Regions from separate parts of the Homo sapiens genome. Here region 1 is linked to region 2. Evidence: read pairs that join two places in POLR2A ChIA-PET (ENCODE). Cell type or tissue: A673. All regions are shown on one strand. Each heading gives the region's core, and the rest is flanking DNA. Links, peaks and the distances in the headings are about the cores only.

Region 1 (5,378 bases), core at 86-5,085, 230 kb after region 2:
CCCGATGGACAGTCCCCTGAAGGAAATGAACCCTCAGTGGTCGGAAGCACCATTGCCCCTCTGAGTCCCTGACTCCGGCTCAGGGGACATTTCCCGCCAGTGTGATGGCGACTGGGTGTTTGCAGCCTGACCTGTCTACTCGTGGGAGTAGAAGACCCCTCAGAAGCAGAGCGAGCGGCCGAGCGTGGTGGCTCACGCCTGTAATTCCAGCACTTTGGGAGGCCAAGGCAGGCAGATCCCGAGGTCAGGAGTTCAAGACCAGCCTGGTCAATATGGTGAAACCCCGTCTTTACTAAAAATACAAAAATTAGCTGAGCATGGTGGCGGGCACCTGTAATCCCATCTACTCAGGAAGCTGAGCCAGAAGAATCGTTTGAACCCAGGAGACAGAGGCTACAGTGAGCCGAGATCACGCCACTGCACCCCAGCCTGGGAGACAGAGTGGGACTCCATCTCAAAAAAAAAAAAAAAAAAAAAGTAGAGTGAGCCCCGTTGAGGGCTGTGTGGTGAGGGAACAACTTTGGCCTGCTACAAAAAAGCAGGACAGAGACTGCAGAATCAAACTTTTAACTTAAAACTTCAGATTTAAACAACTTTGGAGGAATACATAAGCAAAACATCTCCCTCCTTTACCACAGAAATGTTTTACATATCCCTGTGGCCTCAATTAGTGTTTTTTCTTTTTTTACATTTGAGATATAATTCATATACCATAAAATTCAAAAACTTAGTGAACAATTCTGTGGTTTTTAGTATATTCATGTAACCTGTGTATAAAGTTTCTTCCCCATAGTTATAGTATGTACACTTTTTTTTTTTTTGGCTATTTTCTTCACTTTGCCTAATTTCATCCTCATATTCCTTTTTTCTTTTTTTAAGAGAGGGTCTCACTCTGTTGCCCAGGCTGAAGAGCAGTGGTGAGATCACAGCTCACTGCTGCCTCAGTCTCCTGGGCTGAGGCAATCCCCCCACCTCAGCCTCTTGAGTAGCTGGGACTATAGGCGCATGCCACTATGCCTGGCTCATTTTTGTAGTTTTTGTAAAGACAGGTTTCTCCATGTTTCCCAGGCTGGTCTCAAACTCCTGGGCTCAAGCCATTCGCCCGCCTTAGCCTCCCAAAGCGCTGGGATGACAGATGTGAGCCACTGAGCCTGGCTGTAACCTTTCTTTATTCATTAGACATTTGGGTTTTCTACCTTTCTCTCTATAATAAATGAATACTACTGTAAATATTATTGTACAGATAGACCTTTATTTTGAACTATTATTATTATTATGATTTTAGACACAGAGTCTTGTTCTGTTGCCCAGGTTGGAGGGCAGTGGTGTGATCATAGCTCACTGCAGCCTAAAACTCTTGGACTCAGGTGATTCTCCCACCTCAGCCTACCAAGTAGCTGGGACCATAGCTGCACGCCCCCACGTCTGGCTAATTTTTTAAAATTTTTGTAGAGACAGGGTCTCCCTATGTTGTTGCTCAGGCTGATCTCAAACTCCTGGGCTCAAGCGACCCTTCCACCTCCGCCTCTCCAATTGCTGGGATTACAGGCGTGAGCCACTGCACCTGACCTTGAACTTTTTACTTAGAAATACATTCAGAGGTTTTTGGATTACTGAATAAGGGGTAAGATTGTTTTAAGGCTCTTGTTTTATTATTTTCCTTCAAAAAGACGGAACCCCTGTAATAAACTGGTGACACCAGTGATGTTTACACGTCTGTATCCAATACTTGACCAGCACTGGGTTCATTATCACCTCCATTTATGCCGGTAGGTGTAAAATGGTACATGATATAATTTTAAATTTAATTTCTTTAATAACTGGAGAGGAAGCAAGCCTTCCTACCCTGTGATTTTAAGCATCTAAAAGGAAGCTTCATGTGGTAGACTTGCTCTCATCATATCACACTGCTAAACAAGGATCTACAGCGCCTAATTCTGTTAGATTCAAATCTAAACATAACACATAGTTGATGCTAAATGTCTATTTCATTGCTTTATGGCTTCTAAAATCTGAATATTTCCCCAACGGAGAGTAATCTGAGGTATTATGCATCATATATATATATATACATTTTTTTTGCAACAATGTCTTGCTCTGTTGCCCAGGCCCTGGCGTGCAGTGGCACTACCATAGCTCACTGCAGCCTCCATCTCCTGGGCTGAAGCTGTCCTCTTGCCTCAGCCTCTCAAGTAGCTGGGACTACAGGCATGTACCACCAGGACTGGCAATTTTCTTAATTTTTATTTTTCATAGAGACATCTCACTATGTTGCCCAGGCTGGTCTCTAACTCCTGGGTGCAAGTGATTCTCCTGCATGGCCTCCCAAAGTGCTGGGATTACAGGCGTGAGCTGCCACGCCCAGACCAGTTTTTCCATCTTGGACTCTCAGCTCCAAATTCCCCCTTTTGGACTACTCTGTGAAAATGGATCTGGACCTTTAAATATTTTTTTCCCGGGCTAGCTAGCACTGAAATCTTGCCAGTAGAGGGTGATAGAGAGACACGGGAGAAGGAGAAGAGGTTGACTTGCCTCTGGGTTCCAGGGTGCTCACTGGGTGGTTCCCCCAGTGCCCCGCTCCTACAGTGACTGCAGCCAGCAGCACCCAGGAGACGGAACCTCCCCGCCCAGCCCGGCGCCCGCCAGCCCTGGTGCCGTTTTTATAGCAGCATGCCTCTAGCAATCAAGACACCTGGCACCTCGGAGGGCCGACTTCCAGAAGGATTTGCCACAGGGCACCACAACAACTTCTCTGCCATTCAGAGTCACAGCTGCACAGGTCTGGATCTCCGCCTGGGGCCGGCGTGGGGGCTCTCTCAGTCCTGGGGCTGGTTCACTGGAGTTTTCTTTCTTTGTTACTAGCCAGCCCCTCATGGCTGTAATCCCTTGCTCTAGTAAATAATTCTTTATATTGAATTTTCTCTGTTCAAATTACTACGTGATTTCTCTCTCCGGACTGGACTCAGACTGATACAAGTATGGACCCCCTAGAAGGAACAACAAATGGAGCTGCCGTCTATATACACACGTGAGATGGAATTCGTGTTTTAGATCCTTTCCAACACCTGGCTGTCTCAGAGGGCGGAGGACACGGGTCCCACCTCACACGTGGCAGCCGGCCCTGGCGCAGGCACCTGTTCCCAGCTGAGGCAATCAGAACCCACCTGGGATTTTTTTTCATCCTCGAAGCCAACTTCTCTCCCTTAAACTAAAGCAGAAAGAGTGTGAGGATGTGACTTCAGAACTGCCTGCTCCATCCCTTGCCCAGGGGGAGGCTTAGAGTCTGATGGGGCTGGGCACCGTGGCTCATGCCTATAATCCTAGCACTTTGGGAGGCTGAGGCGGGCAGATTGCTTGAGCCCAGGTATTTGAGACCACCCTGGGCAACATGGTGAAGTCCTGTCTCTACAAAATATATGAAAAATTAGCCAAGCGTGGTAGTGCGTGCCTGTAGTCCCAGCTTCTCAGGAGGTTGAGGTGGACGGATGGCTTGAGCCCGAGAGGCGGAGGTTGCAGTGAGCATGCCGTGGCACTCCAGCCTGGGCGACAGAGCAAGAGTGTGATGGACTCGAAGATGAGAGATGGCAAAACAGAGAGAGACTCCTAATGTCATCTCCCACCCTTTTAATGAGACAGGATCTGCCTCTGTCACCCAAGCTGGAGTGCAGTGGCACAATCACAGCTCACTGCAGCCTCAACCTCCTGGGTCAAGTGATCCTCCTGCCTCAGCCTCCCAAGTAGCTGGGACTACAGGCATGTGCCACCATGCCTAGCTAATTTTTTAAATTTTTTTAGAGATGGGGGTCTCACTGTCACTCAGACTGGAGTGCAGTGGTGTGATCATAGTTTACTGCAACCTCAACTTCCTGGACTCAAGTGATCCTCCCACCTCAGCCTCCTGAGTAGCTGGGACTATAGGCATGTACCACCGCACCTGGCTTATTTTTTAATTTTTGGTGGAGAAGGAGTCTCCCTTTGTTACCCAGGCTGGTCTCCAACTCCTGGGCTCAAGTGATCCTCCTGCCTCAGCCTCCCAAAGTGCTGGAATTACAGGCATGAGCCACCACGCCCAGCCCAAGGCCGTCTTTGTGTTTCCAAATATTTTCAGACCAGTTTCGGTCTTTCCCCACCTATATTGTGGGGGAAAAAAAAGTAAAATGAAAAAATAAATTTTAAAATTAGAATTAAATGAAAAAACTAAAAAGTAAAAAAAGGGTATTCAATATCACATTGATAATTTACTCAATAATGAATCTTTTTATTTTTTCTTACCTAACCTAGGTCGATTTAGGTCTCTGTCTCTGGCAACTGAAAAGAGACCCAACAAAACATCTTACAGAGCACCAGGGCCAATTCTTGATGCGTCGTTAGATTCTGTGTAGCCAGAAAGCAGAAACAGAAACATATCCAAGCCAGGCGGAGGAAAAACTTTGAGGCCTGTTTATCCAGGTTCAAGACAATTTCTATTTAAAAAAAAAAAAAAGAAAAAAAGAGAGAAAAAAAAAGCTCATAACAGAATAAGTTCAGCTTCTCCTGAGTGTCAGAGCTAAGATCTAACGCCTCTGCTGGTTTCCATGACAACCACCAGCAGCTACAATCATGCCGAACCAAGAACCAGAGGATTCAGTAACTTTACCTTGATTCTGTGGCCAGATTATTGCCAATTTTAAAAGGAAATGCATAGTGAGCCCCTGTCTCTGTTGTGTCTTCAGTTGTCCCTTGAAATCTGGATATCTTGACAAGAGGCCAGGGCCTATCCTATCTCATCTCCCCAAGCTAGTGTCCTTCCCAGATGAATTTCTTCTGGCGCTGGTGAGATTACTTGGTGACCTAGTTCCGACTACACAAGTTATGCTGTCGTGATTGCTGGGGGTAATTGCTCAAAATAGCTCTCTGATTTGTTTCATAAACAGGCTCTGTGGCAGGCTCATGTCGTTTTTTCCCCAAAGAAGAGATTCCAGAGACGAGGCCTTCACTGAGAGCTTGCTCCTCTACCTCCTGTGGGTTTCAGGGCTGGGACGGGGGACACAGAGAATCTGTCTCTCGCGAATGCCAAGTTGAGGTCCTAGCCTGGCTAGGAACTCTTGCATTCCCCTTGCCTCGCTGTAGCCTCCCCTGGGAACAGACCTTCCAGGAGGGTCGCACCGAGTGATGAGACTGTTGCATGAGGCTCTGCAGTGCTTGGACACAGAACTGCACTGCGGCCTTCCAGATGCTCAGCTGGAAAACCCCTGAGAACCTGAGGCTTTTCTACAGCACATTAGAGCTTATGACTGGAGAGTGTCTACCGCCTGAGGGCAGGGATGAGATTTTACCTATCCTATTCACCTGCTTAGGTGCCCACTTCATCCTAGACTCCCTTCTTTTCCCTCCCTCCC
Region 2 (5,378 bases), core at 302-5,301:
TGCATCAGTCTGTCAATCAACAACAGATACGTGAATCAGGCACTTAAAGTATATCCTGATAGCTGATATCCACTCTGAGTCATAGCAGGGAAAAACTATGCAAAAATACATCAATAACCTATATTAAAACAGTACAATTAAGAGTAGGAATTATGTTTGCAGGTTCTTTGCTGGCCACCTCCTTGGTACCTACCACAATGTTGGTAATCCCAAAGGAATTTGTCTCTGGCCCAATTTTCTTCTCATTCTCCCTGTTTCTAAGCTGATATATATCTAAGCCTTCAGCTATCACCTATCTCTACCTTCTCCAGGAATATCTCTCTCTTGAGTTGCTCCGATTGTCAACCCTGGCTTCACATTAGCATTACCTCAGTCGATTTTAAGACATACCAAACTGTGTCCCTGTGTCATATAAATTAAATCAGTATCTCTACGAATAGGACCAAGGCATGAATTTGTTGTTTAGTTTCCCTAATAGGCACACAAGGTCGAGACCCACTGCTTTTCTAGATCCATCACTCCAGCCATCTCCTGGACTGGTCAGCTCCACCTGAATATCTCACAGGCACCTCAAATTTCCCATGTAACATACCTACTCATCCACCAACACCAAGCTAAAGCATTTTCTCCTCTGCCCTAACTGACCCCAGGAGCATTAGGCAGTCCTTCCACCTAGCTTCCACAGTATTCTGTCTATGCCTCTGTTGAAGCATTTAGCACCATTTATTATAACTTATATTTTCCCCATAAGACTGTTTCTTTGTCCTGCTTTGTTTTAATATGCGAAGAACCCACAAATGAGTGGGACCAGAAGGTGAGTGATAGCCAAAATCCAAAGAGAAATCAAATATCTATAATCAGGTCTAAGGAGTCATTGCAAGGTTGGAAAACTGGAGACATGGCTAAGGTATCATTAAGCAGGCAGACACAAGATCAAAGTTATGAAGGAGGACACAAGGGGATGGGAATGGTGTACCCAGGGCTTAGCTTTATTAAATTCCACCTAGTACACCGAATGGACCAGACTAATCCAAATCTGGCTCTAGGTTAAAGAAAATGGTCCTGTAAAGTCTACTTCCCCAAAGAATATCGAATTTAAGTTCTCCTTTGTGCTTTCACTTCTACAGCCTTATATGGAGCCTTCCATCTCTTGAGTAGACTTTTTTTCCTTTTCTTGTATAGACTTTTAAAACAGCATCTTAATTCATGTCCATACTGATCATCTCTGGCCACTTCAGGCTAACACTGACCACAGAGTTATATTTCAGAAGAATAAATCTTTCGAGAGGTGAATGTTCAAGGGTAAGAATAGAGAAAAAATAAAAACATAAAATAAAATAATAAATCTTCTCCCTCATCACTCCTCTATTGGAAACTCTCAGGTGACTCTTAGAAAATAAGGTCCATGAGGTCAGGAGTTCCAGACCAGCCTGGCCAACATGGTGAAACCCCGTCTCTATTAAAAATACAAAAAATTAGCCAGCCATGATGGCAGGCACCTGTAATCCCAGCTAATCGGGAGGCTGAGGCAGGAGAATCACTTGCACCTGGGATGCGGAGGGTGCAGTGAGCTGAGATCGTGCCACTGCACTCCAGCCTGAGCAACAGAGCGAGACTCTGCCTCAAAAAAAAAAAAAAAAGAAAAGAAAAGAAAAGAAAAGAAAAGAAAAAGAAAAAGAAAAGAAGGTCCAAATTCTCTACCATGGCCTATACAGCCTTTCTCAACTTGGCTGTAACCAATACCTCCAACCATTCTCCCACATAATCAATACTACATTCACAATCAATATTCTCCATCTGTTCACAACTTAGTGCTTTTATACAAGCTGTGCGTACAGCAGAAGTACCCAATCCACTGCCTACCTACTATCCAAAATTTACAGATCCTGCAGAAATAGCTCAAATGCTACCTCTTCAGTAAGGCTATTTATAACTACACCAGAATAAATGGACATCCTCATTCACTACTGATTCTTTCCAAAAGTTTTTCTGGAGGCCCTACTATGTGACAGTCACTAGCATAAACTTTCCTATAGTATTTTGTTCAAACTTGAGTTATGACAGTTATGATGTTATATTTAAAACGTATGTGATTTTATCACCTGCATCTGTCTGTTCATTTCCTGAAGATAACAAGCATTATTTTCTGGTCCAACTTTCCTGTTTTTCTGACTTGGGTCCAAGAGGGGCTCAGGACTCCATGTTGTGCCTAATAAAGACTTCCCTGATGGCAGGTCACAGCTGTGGGCACCCGAGGGTCAGGCTACAAGGACAGATATTAAAATAATGACTGAGCCCACATGTAGAATATAAATAGTGAGCCAAGAAAGTGAAGAAAGGTCAAAAGGCAAAGTATTCAGGTCTTCCATCTCAGATGAGAAAAGGAGAGTTAAAAGTGAGAAACAAGACAAGCAGAGTTGGAAAAACTGAAGACTAATTCTGAAGTGATATCATCAACATAGCTCATCTGTGCATGACTTGATATACTTTGCTGGAACAAGGCCATAACCTTCAAGTAGAAAAGTCATTCTTTTTTTTTTTTTTTTTTTTTTTTTTGAGACAGAGTCTCGCTCTGTTGCCCAGGCTGGAGTGCAGTGGTGCGATCTCGGCTCACTGCAACCTCCGCCTCCCAGGTTCACACCATTCTCCTGCCTCAGTCTCCCAAGTAGCTGGGACTACAGGCGCCCACCACCGCGCCTGGCTGATTTTTTTTTTTTTTTTTTTTTTTTTTGTATTTTTAGTAGAGACGGGGTTTCATTATGTTAGCCAGGATGGTCTGGATCTCCTGACCTCGTGATCCGCCCGCCTCAGCCTCCCAAAGTGCTGGGATTACAGGCGTGAGCCACCGCGCCCGGCCGGAAAAGTCATTCTAAATACAGTACATTATATCCATCTTTGTAACTATTCTGCAGCCTAACCTAGTGCCAGGAACATGTGATGTGAAAATGTGCTGAATTAACACTTTTGCAAGTAATGATTATAACATACACGCATATATTCTATGTGTATTCATCTGACCCAGTAGGCAAAACAAAGCTACTGGAAATACTGAACTGTAGAATAGGATGTTGATATGGTTCAGCTCTGTGTCCCCACCCAAATCTCATATCCAATTGTAATCCCCGTGTGTTGAAGGAGGGGCCTGATGGGGGGGTGACTGAATCATGGGGGCAGACTTCCCCGTGCTGTTCTCCTTACAGAGTTCTCGCAAGATATTGTTGTTTGAAAATGTGTAGCACGTCCCCCTTCACTCTCTCCTGCTCTGCTGTTCTCGTGATAGTTCTCGCGAGATCTTGTTATTTGAAAGTGTGTGACACGTCCCCCTTCACTCTCTCCTGCTCTGCTGTTCTCGTGATAGAGTCCTCAAGAGATCTTGTTATTTGAAAGTGGCTCCTGCTCTGCTGTTCTCATGATAGAGTTCTCGCGAGATCTTATTTAAAAGTGTGTAGCACGTCCCCATTCACTCTCTCCTGCTCTGCTGTTCTCCTGACAGAGTTCTCGCGAGATCTTGTTACTTGAGAGTTTGTGGCACGTCCCCCTTCACTCTCTTGTTCTGCTATTCTCGCAATAAGAGTTCTCGTGAGATCTTGTTATTTGAAAGTGCGTGGCACGTCCCCCTTCACTCTCTCCTGCTCTGTCATGGTAAGATTTCCCTTCTCCTTCGCTTCCAGTTTCCTGAGACCTCCCAGCCATGCTTCCTGTACAGCCTGCGGAACTGTGAGTCAATTAAACTGCTTTTCTTCATAAATTACCCAGTCTCAGGTAGTTTTTTACAGCAGTGTGAGAACAGACTAATACAGGTATCTTATCTGAAACCAGTGACTTGAAACTACTAACTCATGGCATACAGTAAATATCAAAAGACTAATTTATTCTACCACCTATAAGTCACATACAGTATTAAAGCCTGGAACCAAAATGTAAAACAATCAGGAGCTTTGGAAATAAACTGTCACGTGAACTGAAGATTCTTCTGTCATTTGGCTGCAGAGGAAACCATTCCGCCACCCAAAAAAAAAAAAAAAAAAAAAGCCACAAAGAAAGAAGCAGGGATGAAAAAACACAAGATAACACACTTAGGCTCTTGAAGTCATTCCACTTTCTAGTTTCATTCCCTTCCCAAATCACAAGACACACCCCTACGCTTGATTTCTGTGAGATACCCTGAATCCTTTTAATATATTCTTCTTTGCTTCAGCTAACACTGGTTTCTATTTCCTGCAAACAAACAAATTTCATACCAACCATAAGTACCACAGTGCTTTACCTCGACTGCCTTTATTATATCCAAGAACTTCATTGTCAAAAACATCTATTCCTTTTACAACTCTGATTTCACTTCTTACTCCTCTTCTCAATTACCAATTTATTCAAATATCTACTGAGCACCTGCTCTAGCACTTAGTAACAGAAAGATGAATATGTCATGGTCTCTGCACTCAAGCACAGTCTAGTCCAGTTTTTTCAAGCTGTGGATCTTGATCAATTTGTAAAATCAATTTACTTGTCCTGAGAGGAACTTTTTAATATTTGAAATATAAGAAAATTAAAATACTGCATCACAAGAAATTAAATATTATTTTCTACAGCTTTTGTTTCAGTTACATGTGTGTTTTTACTGAATAGCAATATAGTATGTATATCTCACTGTGGGTCATGAACAAAGGATTTGAAAAATACCAGTAGGCCCCTATTTCCTAATAATGTGAACAAATGCCAAGGAAGAAGTCAGTCAAAAGCTGTGCCTTAGAAAATCCTTTAGTGTTTTAATAAAAAATAATTTCAATTGGTGTTTTCCTAGTTTATGTTGATTTCATAAGTACTTGAAAACAGTTGTTGGTTTGCCTCAAGTAGATTAAACATTCCGTCTTGTTTATAGTTTTAATTAGCTAAACAAATCCTTTTCTCTTTGCCTTGAACATTACAAAGAAACTTCAATTCAGCATGTCAGAATTATTATAAACTCCTAATTAGCTAAGTACAAATTTAGTACATTTTTACCACACTTACAATGAATGCTGTCTGGGCTAAATAAACCCCAATCATCATAAGAGTATCTATCAGCTACAAGGCTACAAGCCATGACAAGTTAGCCTGAAGAAAAGACCATGAGGCAGAAGACAGCTGTGCTCAAATATTATTAAAGGCATAAAATGACTCTAAATTGTTTAAGGTAACTTCTGAAAAATGTAAGTTAAAGAGAATGTAGCAATACATCAAATAAGCGTTGGGCATCTTGTAGGATTTCTTGTATTAATAATCTGATTTTGTTTCAAGGAAAATTAATTCAAGCATGTTTATTCTCTAGTTTAAAGGCTGTCCATCTTTATCAGATAGTGGAAATTATCTGAAATTAGTGGAAATTAGTGGGAAAAAAA

The links. Peaks named below come from ENCODE experiments on the same cell type or tissue, not always from the same donor. Only the 100,000 strongest peaks of a DNase experiment are listed, where the experiment ranks them.
Region 1: POLR2A ChIA-PET joins it to region 2 with 12 read pairs; 2 of 35 experiments call an interaction of 5 or more read pairs at or near these places.

The regions. Positions count from the first base shown.
Region 1 is chr1:246,687,187-246,692,564 of GRCh38, forward strand. It overlaps LOC102724382 (a long non-coding RNA gene), which reads left to right. Exons shown (of 3, transcript XR_949364.3): 2 at 2,967-3,028; 3 at 4,282-5,343. Among named protein-coding and RNA genes, the nearest start is that of SCCPDH, 35 kb to the right of the region's middle. RefSeq lists an enhancer at 2,648-3,168. In A673, for the core only: a CTCF peak has its summit at 2,486 (motif pointing right); a DNase peak (open chromatin) is centred at 2,515; H3K27ac peaks cover 472 bases.
Region 2 is chr1:246,455,909-246,461,286 of GRCh38, forward strand. The region is part of intron 1 of SMYD3 (SET and MYND domain containing 3); the gene reads right to left. Among named protein-coding and RNA genes, the nearest start is that of SMYD3, 49 kb to the right of the region's middle. In A673, for the core only: no CTCF peak of the experiment used is centred there; no DNase peak of the experiment used is centred there.